Regions from separate parts of the Homo sapiens genome. Here regions 1 and 3 are each linked to region 2. Evidence: read pairs that join two places in POLR2A ChIA-PET (ENCODE). Cell type or tissue: HepG2. All regions are shown on one strand. Links, peaks and the distances in the headings refer to the core of each region. The heading gives the core; the rest is flanking DNA.

Region 1 (4,494 bases), core at 112-4,111, 92 kb before region 2:
GGAGTCTTTATTCCAGTCATTCACCGGACTTGGACGTTGATACTCTTTGTTTGACCTTAGGTAACTTTGTTTGCACAATTCAACAAGGCTTTCCCTGAGAGTATCATGTGTCCATATAAGGAAAAGGAGAGTTAAGTCCACTGTTCACATAGCTCAGGAAGAACAAAAACCAAATATGAATGATCACATTCATTGGGAGCATTTAGGGAATTATCGTATGGAATATTGTGGGGATATTTGTCCCAGTGTTCTCCTTTTCATTTAATGTGTAAATACATTTTAAAATTCATGTAAGTTCAGATAAGTCATGGTGCACTTCTGGTAATGGGATGTGCATTTGGGGAGCTCAGTGAAACACCGGCTCTGCCACACATCCAGGGGACAGTTTAAACAAATACTGTTTGATGCTTATTGGTAACGTAGCTAAGAGTCCTGCAGCGAGGTGACATGCCACTAGCTTATAATTCTGCACTGCCAAGAACACCAAAGTGAGTTGCTGTTTGTCTCCCCTCCATTAAATCAGTATTTGTTCTGTTAAGCAATGCCCCGGCCTGGCCTCGGGTCCAGTCTACCCCTTCCAGCCTCCAGGCCTTGATCCCAACAAGCCAGAGTGTGGCGCTGGGCCAAGTACACACGCATTTTGGTGAAGAGCTTCACTAGGTCCACCTGCATTACTGGGGCAGCAGAAAGGACTGTGAAACACGGCTCCTTAAATCCAACAGTGTGGGTTTGTTCAAAGGTGATTTTCAGCTGTCCTGTGGATACGCAACCCACCAGGAAGACAAGAAAGGACGTGGCTGGAGTGTTCTGTCCGCGATCTGAGGTCACATGTGCTCTTTATCCTCAGTGCAGGGACAGCAGCCAGGTCTGTCATCTCAGAAACATTGGCCTGTAGTTCGTTTGTGGGTTTGCTTTTTCCATTTTCTAAGCCCCGAGTGTTTCCCAGATAAAGGCAGAATGGTGAAGTCTCTCCTGAAGGGAAGAGGGTCTCATGTGAGCCATGCTCACCTCCGAGAGGACACTTCATCTCACCTCATCAGCATCTCTTAGACACGCAGTCTTGCCTCTTTGGGCCTCTGACACCCCTCGGGGCCTTAGATGGGGTTTTTTGGGAAATTCAGGGTTCCTACCCTAAGTCCTCATCTGTGTCATTTTCAACACCACCCAGTACGCACACCCTCCGGCAAGCGGCCACACACACTGCCCCAGCTTCCTTCTCTTCCTAGTGACCTTCCTCCAAAACGCTCTCACGCATCTCCTTGTGGAAAACACAGCCAGCCCGCACAAAGCACCTCGGAGCTCAGCAGAGCCTGGCATGAGTGCAGTGGTGCGATCTCGGCTAACTATGACCTCTGCCTCCGGAGTTCAAGTGATTCTCCTGCCTCAGCCTCCCGAGTAGCTGGGATTACAGGTGCAACGGCCATGTCCCCTTCCAGCTCTCTTGCCCTCAGGCCTCTCTAGTGCAGCTGCCTGAGCCTGGGGCCCCTTCCTCCCTGGCTCCTGCTTGGCTCCTTGGCTCCCGCTCATCTCCCATCCGTGTCCTCACTGCCCTGCCTGACCTCCTGGCCAGGCCACCCTATTCTGTGAGGACTTTGGCATTTGGCTCCTGCCATCATCATGGGATGTCACCTTCTATCCGACAACCAGCCCTCCCGGCTCCCCACAGGGCCGCACCTTGGACCTTGTCACCTGCCTTTTGGAATTGATTGTTGTGACACGGGGCCGACTCCACATAGCTCCCAGTCACTCCTGGGTGTCAGCGCTTTCTGCTGCTTCCAGTGACCTAGGTGCATCTGACCCTCCCCCACATGCTGGCCCCACACTTGGGGACCCGACTTGCCACTCCACCCCACTCCTCTGCACTCCCCCCAGGCCGCCTTCTTAGGGGCCCCAGCCCCAGCAAGGCCTTGGAGCATCCCTGCCACCTCCTGCCCTGGTTCCTCCTGCACCCCACCCCACCTGGACAGTGGTCAGCCCATACGTGATGCAGATGTAGCCTCTAGGAGGAAGCCCACCCTGGCCTCCCCTGCTCCCCCACATCCACAGGGCCCCCACCTGCTGCTCCCAGAAAACCCACCACTGCCCAGGATGCCCCAGAGCCCCGTCCACAGACACTGACCCTAGTGACCTGTGATGTGTGTGGCTTGTGGCTCACACTGCCACCTCCCATCGTCCCGTGGGCTCCTTGGAAGGCTCTGCATGTTTACACCCCAGGCCCAGGTACACGGGAGTGTGCCTCTGCTCACAAGCACATCTGAATAAAGGTTTTCAGTCATGAAGAGACTGCTGTCCTAGGGGTAGAGAGTCTTGCACCCCAGCTCGAATGGGCGACTTGACTTAAGCAAAACCACATCATCCTGAGGGAATGGTGCCCAGAAGGAACCTTGGGTGGTTTTCCAGTTTTGCATCATGAATCTGAATAAATGCTCAGAGAAAATACATCAGACTCAGAGGCGACATCAAAGCCCTCTTGGCCCTCCCGTCTCTCCCAACTCATCTCTCTTGGCTCTGGCCCATTGGCATCTAATGAGCCCCACAGTTGCCTTGGCCAGGGACCGCCCCCTGCTGCCACAGAGGAAGGGGCCTGGGCTGGGGACTCACCATTGTTTTGTGTCTGCCAGACGGCATCTGCCACGCCCCACAGGCCAGAGAATACGAAGAACACTGCCAGATGGTCAGCACGAGGTCTCCACAGCAGTAGGGCAATCATGCAGGACACGTGGGTCACCGCGCCTGGGGGTGCAGAGGGGAAACCGCCAGGCGATGAGGGCCATCATCATGGCCTGGAGGGGCCTGGAGGTGGGTCAGTGCTGGAGCAACCATCTCAACCGTCCTCTGGAACTGTCCTCTGGAACCGTCTCAACCATCTCAACCATCTCAACCGTCCTCTGGAATTGTCCTCTGGAACCATCTCAACCATCTCAACTATCTCAACCGTCCTCTGGAACCGTCTCAACCATCTCAACTGTCTCAACCATCCTCTGGAATTGTCCTCTGGAACCGTCTCAACCATCTCAACCATCCTCTGGAACCATCTCAACCGTCCTCTGGAACCGTCCTCTGGAACTGTCTCAACCATCTCAACCGTCTCAACCATCCTCTGGAACTGTCTCAATGTTTGCTTCATGCTCAATGTTCCCTTAATGCTCTGGAAGTCGTCTTTTTAGTTGGAACCTTGACATTTAATTTGTGAGCTGATGTGTATGCGTGCTGCTAGCTCTAAATCAATGCTCTGCACCATACACCTGCTGCGTGACCCGCAGCCTCAGCCTGGAGGGCCTTGGGTGTGGTCTGGCATCATGTTGGGAAGGAAGGTCACCCTGTCTGGGCCTGAGGTTGCCCCTAAGCTAAGAGGGTTTAAAGTCAGAAAGAGAAGGGCCTTCTCATTAGGTATAAATTGAAGCATCCCAGCACCTTTCCGAGTAGCCAGGGGGTAGGACAAAGTGTGCCCATGGTTTCATCTGAGCCTTCCAAGTAGGGGCATGGGGACAAAAGGGAGGAGGCCACAGACCCCCCAGGCAGGTAGCATCTGTGGGCCCCACCTTGTGACTCGTCCCAGCAGGTCACAGATTTGGGACCCCAATTTCCACAGGCTGTGGCATCTCTAGGATGCAGTAATGAGGCTGCCCATTGACGCTCAAGACGCCACAGAGGAAGAGCAGGGTCTCTGTCAGCGGAAAGGCAGGTCCACACCGCATGCCCCAGGGCTGTGCCACCTTAGGCAAGTCCCTCCACTTCTGCACTCCATGATCTCCTATTTGTAAGGGAACACTGTCTGCTTCACAGGGCGCCGTGAAGACGGATAGGAAACCCCAGGCAGAGCCTCCAGGCTCCATGGCCCTGGCAGATGCTCACCGTGTGCCCTTCCTCTGGCTGCGCCCCCACACCCAGCCCTGCCTGGGGCATTGACATGCCAGGCGCTGTTTTTCGTAGTGCCTGCATTCCTCATTGTTCACGTGATCTCTGACTCATCTCTTCCCTTCCCTTCCCAAGAAAAATGGAAGGTGCTGTGTGTTTAGGGAGGAGTCTGTGGCCTTAGAAGTCTTGTCCTTATCCACTGTGTGAATAGATGTGGAACAGAGCTGCCCCAACCCCAGCGTGTCTTTCCGTGAACCCCATGGCCTCACCACTGGCTTCGTGTCCCTCATTTGCACCTGCAGAGACCCTGCCCTGCCCCACCCTGGCCTGGTCACCACACCGAGTGCCCACTCGGAGCAGGCACTTGCTGTGTGGCCTCATGCCGAGCACAGTGCCTGCCCAGAGCCAGCTTGGGGAGAGATCTGATTCCTGCTTGTTGAGGGGGTGAAGAAAGGACTGAAAGAATGAATGCATCTTACAGGGCGTTACTGATTTCAAAGCAGTTTCAGGGGCACTTTTCCAGCCTGTCCTGACTGTGAGCTGTGCGCTTTTGCTACTGCAAATCGTTATGACAGCTGGGATGGGACCCACGCTGATACCTACCCAGCACGTACAGCACAGCCCTGCCCGTGTACT
Region 2 (4,494 bases), core at 147-4,146:
TTACACAAATTGTTCTTCCTTAAACACACACACACACACACACACAGCATGAGTACATTTATTTCCAAAGTGTGAAATTCCCTAAAGTAGCCAAGAACTCGTTCTATTCCCTATAGATACCTTCTTCATCTTTATGCAGATAAAATGGTATAAGATACGTTCGAATTTATTTGGTGTTGCTTTTATTAACAAAGATTTCAGATGTAAATGTCAAGAAAATTGATATTAATTTGCTTACATGAGTACATTCCTTAAAAAAGCAAACCATTGAGTAGACTTCCCTTATATTAATCTTTGACTTTTTAGCCGGAAGTTTGGTGATTTACAAGGTGATTCTACAGCATGAAGAACACATGGCGCCTGTGGTGAACTCAGCCGTAGCAAAACGGTGCCATCTAGTGGCTGGTGAAGTCTCGGTTTTCCGGAACACGCGTGCTCTGAGCTTTGTATCACCCAGGGCATCTGTCATTTTAACGTCCAATGAGTGACCTGCAGATTCGAGCAGATCTACAGAACCACTTCTTTTCTCAAGCTGATAGAGCCCAGATGTTAATTTTAAGGACTGAAGTGGCTATTGACACCTTTTAAATCCTTTACACGTACCCCTCTTTGGCCTTTGGCAGGTCAGCCCTGGGCCGGGCCATGGCTCCAGTGCACACACAGAGCTCATAATGCCAAAACCAGCTCTGAGAGCCAAGCCAGCTCTGGGTTTCTAGAGGTTGCACTCTCTTCCCTCAGGCAACTCCACGTCTGCAGGAATGTGTAGGCTGCGGGAAGGCAGCCTCAGGGGTCGGGTAAGATAAGAGTGTCCCTTTGCTTATGATGAGACCACTGGGGGACCTGCCCTGTGGTCTCATCCTAAGACCTGCCCTGGTCACAGGAACACTGGGGGATGCTGGGAACTATCTCCTCTAAGAGTAGCATTTTATTCTGCTACAGAGAAAAGGCAGAGAGTGAAATATACTGGTCATTTTTTAAAAATCCCTTTGAACATAGATTAAAAGGAGGAACTGGGAGGAAGGGGGAGAAAAAGCAGACGTAACTGAAGCCATGGTTTCAGAAATTCAATCCCAGTAGAAGTGCTGGAGGGACAGGGAGGGTGTGGCTGGGAAGGATGGAAACAGACCAGGTTTATTTGTGCACAAAGGGAAGCTCCTTAGAAGGCACAGGCTGGTGAAGGGGAGGGGAAGAGCAGCCTCTGGAAACAGCCCCCAGAGCCAGAGAGCGAGTCCTAGAGGATGGGGCTGGTGAGTTGAAGCAACCAAGGGAGAAAGACCAGCAGACAGTGCAATAAAACATCAGGAAGGTCCTCTAATATCAAAATACAGGTCATCCGTGGGAACTAATGAGAGGCCAGAACTGAAGTAAACTAAAGTGTTGCCAAAAAATAAAAATAAGGTCCAAGTTGATTGATCGATAACACGGTTAGTATGAAGAAGTCCACGTTATGCTAATTTCTTTACGTATTATTCCAATTTGTATTGTCTCTGAAAGTCAAAATATCATCTTAGTCAATTAACATTTATTGAGGATAACATTTATTGGTGAAGTTGAACCATATATGTATCTTGAAGTTAACATTTTTGCCATATATCAGGTGCTGGTGCCAGGCTCTGCTGAGCTCTGAGGTGCTTTGTGCTGGCTGGCCATGTTTTCCACAAGGAGATGCATGAAAGGGTTTTGGAGGAAGGTCATTAGGGAGAGAAGGAAGCTGGGGCAGTGTGTGTGGCCGCTTGCCGGAGGGTGTGCGTACTGGGTGGTGTTGAAAATGACACAGATGAGGACTTAGGGTAGGAACCCTGAATTTCCCAAAAACCCCATCTAAGGCCCCGAGGGGTGTCAGAGGCCCAAAGAGGCAAGACTGCGTGTCTAAGAGATGCTGATGAGGTGAGATGAAGTGTCCTCTCGGAGGTGAGCATGGCTCACATGAGACCCTCTTCCCTTCAGGAGAGACTTCACCATTCTGCCTTTATCTGGCAAACACTCGGGGCTTAGAAAATGGAAAAAGCAAACCCACAAACGAACTACAGGCCAATGTTTCTGAGATGACAGACCTGGCTGCTGTCCCTGCACTGAGGATAAAGAGCACACGTGACCTCATAGATCGTGGACTGAACACTCCAGGCACTTCCTTTCTTGTCTTCCTGGTGGGTTGCGTATCCACAGGACAGCTGAAAATCACCTTTGAACAAACCCACACTGTTGGATTTAAGGAGCCGTGTTTCACAGTCCTTTCTGCTGCCCCAGTAATGCAGGTGGACCTAGTGAAGCTCTTCACCAAAATGTGTGTGTACTTGGCCCAGCGCCACACTCTGGCTCGTCGGGATCAAGGCCTGGAGGCTGGAAGGGGTAGACTGGACCCGAGGCCAGGCCGGGGCATTGCTTAACAGAACAAATACTGATTTAATGGAGGGGAGACAAACAGCAACTCACTTTGGTGTTCTTGGCAGTGCAGAATTATAACCTAGTGGCATGTCACGTCGCTGCTGGACTCTTAGCTACGTTACCAATAAGCATCAAACAGCATTTGTTTAAACTGTCCCCTGGATGTGTGGCAGAGCCGGTGTTTCACTGAGCTCCCCAAATGCACATCCCATTACCAGAAGTGCACCATGACTTATCTGAACTTACATGAATTTTAAAATGTATTTACACATTAAATGAAAAGGAGAACACTGGGACAAATATCCCCACAATATTCCATACGATAACTCTCCAAATGCTCCCAATGAATGTGATCATTCATATTTGGTTTTTGTTCTTCGTGAGCTATGTAAATAGTGGACTCAACTCTCCTTTTCCTTATATGGACACATGATACTCTCAGGGAAAGCCTTGTTGAATTGTGCAAACAAAGTTACCTAAGGTCAAACAAAGAGTATCAACGTCCAAGTCCGGTGAATGACTGGAATAAAGACTCCCTTTAATAAGGGATGCTAATTTAAATTGAAACTATTTCTGTCTTTCTGTACAGGAAAAAGTAATTTTTTTCAAAAATAAATCAAATTAGCTTGGCATGATGGCTCACGCCTGTAATCCCAGCACTTTGTGGGGCCAAGGTGGCGGATCACTTGAGCTCAGGAGTTCGAGGCCAGCCAGGCCAACATGGTGAAACCCCATCTCTCCTAAAAATATAAAAATTAGCCAGGCGTGGTGGCACATGCCTGTAGTCCCACTACTCAAGAGGCTGAGGCTGGAGGATCACTTGAACCCGGGAGGCAGAGGTTGCAGTGAGCTGAGATCACGTCATTGCACTGCAGCCTGGGCGACAGAGCAAGACTGTCTCAAAAAAAAAATGTTGGGGAAAATATTTTCACATACTTGAGAAGCTCCTGGGGACTTTGTACTCGCAATCGTCATGCGTGAGTGGCATTTTAGTACTGCGTTCCTGCACTCCTGGCAGGCTGGCTCTCCATGCAGCACAGCACACACACAAGGTCTCTGTTCTCTATTTTTTGAAAAAGCTGGAAATTTTATGTAGCTTTGGCTACATCTCAAGAGCAGCTCTCTTCATTTTTGTTTTTCTAAATAGCAAGTTAGATTTCTAATTTTATTCTCCCCAAATGTGTGCTTTCTTTTAAGAAAATATGTGGGATGTAATCCCAGCACTTTGAGAGGCCGAGGCAGGTGGATCTCCTGAGGTCAGGAGTTCAAGACCAGCCTGGCCAACATGGCGAAACCCCATCTCTACTAAAAATACAAAAAATTAGCCAAGTGTGGTGGCAGGCACCTGTAATCTGAGCTACTCCAGAAGCCGAGGAACAAGAATTGCTTGAACCCGGGAGGCAGAGGTTGCAATGAGCCAAGATCGTGCCACTACACTCCAGCCTGGGCGAGAGAGCAAGAATTTGTCTCACCAAAAAAAAAAAAAAAAAAAAAAAAAGAAAAAGAAAAAGTGTAGGCCAGGCACGGTGGCTCACGCCTGTAATCCCAGCACTTTGGGAGGCCAAGGCAGGCATATCACCTGAGGTCGGGAGTTTAAGACCAGCCTGACCAACATGGAGAAACTCCGTCTCTACTAAAAATACAAAATTAGCCATATGTGGTGGCGCATGCCTGTAATCCCAGCTACTCAGGAGGCTGAGGCAGGAGAGTCACTTGAACCCCAGAAGCAGAGGTTGCAGTGAGCTGAGATCGCGCCATTGCACTCCAGCCTGGGCAACAAGAGTGAAACTCCATCTCAAAAAAAAGAAAAAGAAAAAGAAAAAGAAAATATGTGGGACACGTACTTTCCTAATTAACGACACTGAATAAAACCCAGTGCACTTTGTCCTCACCTTTCAGTCATCACTGCTCAATTTAAAGACTGATCATTACAGTCTCCCACATAGAAGCAGGTCAGAGGACTTCACCATTCAAGCCCCTCCTTCCTGGGGCAGAATTGAGGAAGCCCGGGCCCGGGTCACTGTCCCACTGGGCTCCAGCCATCCCCCGGCCTCTCAAGGGGAGATCTGTGCCAGGCACTCCTCTCTGCTTATTCCCTCGGACAGCTAA
Region 3 (4,465 bases), core at 466-4,465, 130 kb before region 2:
TTATTTCCTTTCTTCTGACTTTGGGTTGAGTTTATTCTCCTACTTCCCTGAAATGCATTGTTCAGATGTTTATTTGAGATCTTTTTTTTTTTTTGATATGGACATTTATTGGTATAAACTTTTCTTTTATAACTTCTTTTGCTGCATCCCATAAGTTTTGGTATGTTGTGTTTCCATTTTCATTTGTATCAAGATATTTTAAAATTTCCTTTTTAATTTCTTCTTTGACTCAGTGGTTGTTCAGGAGCATATTGCTTAATTTCCACATGTTTGTGATTTTTTAAAAAAAATCGTCCTGTTTTTGATGTCTATTTTTATTCCACTGTGGTCAGAGAAGAAACCTGATATGAATCCAGTCCTCTTAAAGCTGCTAAGATTTGCTTTGTGGCCTCACCTATGATCTATCCTGGAGAATGTTCTGTGCATGACTGTTAGGTCCAGTTGGGCCAATGTGAGTTTCAAGCCCAATGTTTCCTTACTGATTTTCTGTCTGGATGATCTGTCTGCTGTTGAAAGTCGGGTATTGAAGCCCTCCTGCTGCTATCATATTGCAGTCTATGTCTCCTTTCAGATTGATTATTATTGGCTTTACATATTTAGGTGGCCCAATGTTGGGTACACAGACTTAAAAATTGTAACATGCTCTTGATGAATGGGCCCCTTTATTATTATGTAAGGACCATCTTTGTCTCTTTTTACAGTTATTGACTTAAAGTCTGTTTTTTCAGACATAAGGATAGCCATTCTTGCTCTCTTTTGGTTTCCATTTGCCTGAAATATCTTTTTCCATCCCTTCACTTTCAGTCTACCTAAACCACCTGCCAAGGAGTCCTGGAGAAGTCACGCACAGCAGTGCCTCAGCAGGCAGGTCCACCTACATGGTCCCAGCTGTGGATGTGAAAATTACCCTGTGCCTTGGCACCAGCCCCCCTCAGCTGTGGTTGCAGGTTAATCCTGCTCCTACGAGGACCCAGAGAGAGACCCACCCATCTGAAACACCCAGAGGCTTGCGGTGGGTCTTGTTCCACAGCAGATGCTGACGGGACCCTCTCTTGGCTCTAGGCCCTCTCGGCTGTGACCCAGGAGCCCTCTTAACAACACAGGGGCCTGCTGGGAGACTCGCTGGTCTAGGCCACCACGATAGGGTTGCTGGCCTCTGTCCCATTGCAGAGCCTGAACAAGCTCTGAATGCTGACTCCAGCCCCATTCTACTGCCACCCAGGAGAAGTTCCAGTCACATAGGGAACTGCTAGAGTCTCACCCACCAGTGCCCCTGGATGGAGCTTAATGAACTTGGACCCTTGCAGATCCTGACACAGCCCTGGGGCTCGGGTCTAGCCTTTCCTACCAGGCTATGATCTGGGAGAGTTCTGCCGAGCCGGGGTCCTGCCAGGAGACACACAATTCCGTCCCTGGAGTAGGCTTGCCAACCTCTGTCCTATGGCAGATCCTCAAAGGGCCCTGGACCTCGGTCCTGGCCCATCCTGCCTGCAGACTGAGAGTGGTTCTGTCCACCTGGGGACCCTGGAGGCACACGTCTAGCAGTGCCCCTGCAGGCTGACTTCTGACCTTGGTCCACGGGGGATCTTCTCAACTGGCTCCAGCTCTTCTCAGCTATGACCTGCGACCAGGCCTGCCCACCCAGGAACCTGCTGGGAGATACGCCTGTCTGCACTTCCCCATCCCTACCTTTTTTTTTAAAATAAAAAAATAATTTTTCTTTTTTTTAAGTGAGAAGAGTCTTGTTATGTTGCTCAGGCTGGTCTTAAACACCTGGGCTCAAGAGATCCTCCCACCTTGTCCTCCCAAAATGCTGGGATTGAAGGCATGAGCCACCATGGCCAGCTTTTAACTTTTTTATTGTGGTAAAACACACATAACACAAAATGTACCATGAGTGATACTTAGTGAATTCCCCGTGTTGTGCAACCATCACCTCTATATAGTTCCAGAACATTTCTGTCACCCCAAAGGGAAGCCCCCTACCCATCAGTAGGCACTCCTCATTACCCCTCCCCTAAGCCACCAATCTGCTTTTGATGGATTTGCCAATTCTGACATTCCATATCAACGGAGTCATACAACATGTGGCCTTTTGTATCTGACTACTTTCACTAGAATAATGTTTTCAAGTAACCTACTGGAATTTTTATGTCTTAGGACTGCAGATGCTTTTTATGTGGCAGGAATGACAGCATACTTTGATCTGGGAGGCCATGACCTCACATGCTGTGATGGTAAACAAATGGTGACAAGGCCAAGGGGCCACTATTTAAATACAGCCCAAAGATGCCCCCACAGGGAGCTCTTTGGTGCAAAGTCTGATTTCAAGCCCAGGATTTGTAAACAACAGAGTCATTAGGGCTTTCAGTGATTTATCTCACTCTGAATGATTGTCTGATCTTAAGTTAACAAAATAATTTTAACAAATAACTGGTTGATTTAAAAAAAAACACACAGAAAGTTAACTCCTGGCTTCTTTTGTACTGTTTTCACCTAATAATCCTTTAAAAATATTAGAATAATCTTTTTCTCCTCTTTAAATACATACATAGCATAATCGTAGTGTAGCACATTCAATTACTGGTGGGAGGCTGTGTGGTATTTGTAGAATTCTTTCAAGACACCTGAGCAAATAAACATGGGATGTAATGTAGTTTAATCACCACTTGAACATATTGTGCTTTGTCAGAGCTGTTATATTTATACATATGGCCACATCTTCAGTCCCAATGTCATAGTTAACATGCTGGTGGCACAGGTAGGGACTTGAACTATTGCTTTCTCTAGGACAGGATCCTTGGTTTTTAAAAATCCATGTCACTTTTTCTTGATTTGATTTTTTACCACTTAGGAATGTTGCTTATTCATTAGTTTCTGGAGCTCTTGGATTATTCTTTTGACATTTAATCCATTCCTGGAAGCTCCGAGAGTTGCTTCATTGAAAGGAAAAACAAGAACAAAGTTGCCTGCTTGGGGATCTGGAGCTTTGCCACGGTCTGACAGGACACACGGGGAGGTCTTGGTCTTGCAGGAGTGCGACTGGAAGAGGGACGCGTAGGGCATGAGTGTCTTGTGAGGCGTGTGCCTGCTCCGTAACTTGGGCTTGCTTTGTGGCATCTCCCTTGTTGACAGATGAAAATCCTGCCCACTCATCTCTCCTTCCAGCTGGGAGGCAGGTGCAGCTTCAGGACGCACACTCACAGCTTTCTCCACCACAGAGTCATCCTCGTTGTACATTCTGCTTGTGAACGAAAGAGAATCATAAGGAAGACAGTCAGGAGCATCAAGCCCACCTCTGTCACTTTTTGCAGCGTCGATGTTGGAATTTCCATGTGTGGCATTACTGGCTTCTCTCCCCTCATTTCTTAGACCATTTAAGTAAATCAGGTCAATAATATCATGGACAAGTTTTCTCTTCACCAACACATCTGTTGAACAATCCAAGGTCAAGGCTGGGCTGTAGTTGACCTCTAAAAGCCATGGTTTCAAGTTGTCATCAATCAAAATATCAAACCCAAAGAGCTCAAAGCAATTGGCAGCAAAGGGGACAGATGGTGCAATGGCGAGAATGGTGAGAATAACCATGCGGTGGATTTTCTTCCACAAAAGCAGATCGTCCACATCCCAGCTACGAAGGTAGGAAAAAAATCTGCTGAGCGTCCATTTACAACCATGACCAATCACTTCTTTGATCTTCTCATAAGAGGCCCCGGATTTATTGATGCTGCTGTTGGTCAAATGGGCATAATTGTTTTGCAAATTACTGAGGTCAAACTTTTCCGTGGCAAACCGAACCAACCCTTCCTGATAAACATAAATGGTCAAAGGCTTAAAGCCAGTAACACAAACATAGATGCGGAGATCACATTTATATCTGCCAATAAGTAAAGGATTGGAGATATATTTCTGCACTATGTACATATCATCAAAGATGAAGTCTTTAAAGTCACTGAAAATTAGTATCCCCCTCCCACGAGATAACTCAGCAGGCTTGCAAATCCAATAGCTATGCTTGGTGCCCAGCATCTGCCTCTCCTGAAAGTATTCAGCCACGAACTTGGTATAGTCATTGGGCATGACGAACGTCAGGGGGATGAACTGGTACAGGGAAGTGCCATACATCCTCCTCATGTGCTTCAGGTGTTTGGCCAAACAGTCTTTCCTGGTAAGCTTGGTGGTTCCAGGGTGGTGGTTTAGCTGCTGCCACGGTTTAACACTGTTGTGTTCGGTCATTCGGAAAGAGGATGTCCTCCAGTACAGGTTCCAGTCCTCCGCGTTCTGCTCCTGCTTATCAAACTTATTCCACCCCCTCTCCAGGAGGACGCTTTGCACCACAGCCGGGGTGGTCTCGTCAACGCGAAAAACCAGCGGCTTCAAGAGGGCCCCTGAAGGTTCATCTTCCGCCATCAAATGAGGTTTTTTCTAAAAATGGATCATTGAGAAAGGTTAGGAGAGTGGTCAA

Evidence for each region. ChIA-PET counts read pairs that join two places held together with the same protein. Peaks named below come from ENCODE experiments on the same cell type or tissue, not always from the same donor. Only the 100,000 strongest peaks of a DNase experiment are listed, where the experiment ranks them.
Region 1: POLR2A ChIA-PET joins it to region 2 with 51 read pairs; 2 of 35 experiments call an interaction of 5 or more read pairs at or near these places.
Region 3: POLR2A ChIA-PET joins it to region 2 with 10 read pairs; 4 of 35 experiments call an interaction of 5 or more read pairs at or near these places.

Annotation. Positions count from the first base shown.
Region 1 is chr6:167,306,018-167,310,511 of GRCh38, reverse strand. UNC93A (unc-93 homolog A) reads right to left here. Exons shown (of 8, transcript NM_018974.4): 6 at 4,462-4,494; 7 at 2,602-2,733. Among named protein-coding and RNA genes, the nearest start is that of TTLL2, 17 kb to the left of the region's middle. RefSeq lists a silencer at 2,517-2,811. In HepG2, for the core only: no CTCF peak of the experiment used is centred there; DNase peaks (open chromatin) are centred at 151, 611, 1,661 and 3,981; H3K4me3 peaks cover 396 bases.
Region 2 is chr6:167,214,444-167,218,937 of GRCh38, reverse strand. No RefSeq gene overlaps it. Among named protein-coding and RNA genes, the nearest start is that of HPAT5, 12 kb to the left of the region's middle. RefSeq lists a silencer at 2,203-2,497. In HepG2, for the core only: a CTCF peak has its summit at 350 (motif pointing left); DNase peaks (open chromatin) are centred at 337, 2,307, 2,957 and 3,317.
Region 3 is chr6:167,340,065-167,344,529 of GRCh38, reverse strand. TTLL2 (tubulin tyrosine ligase like 2) reads right to left here. Exons shown (of 3, transcript NM_031949.5): 3 at 1,842-4,425. The coding sequence ends at 2,851. Among named protein-coding and RNA genes, the nearest start is that of TTLL2, 17 kb to the right of the region's middle. In HepG2, for the core only: no CTCF peak of the experiment used is centred there; DNase peaks (open chromatin) are centred at 2,249 and 2,639.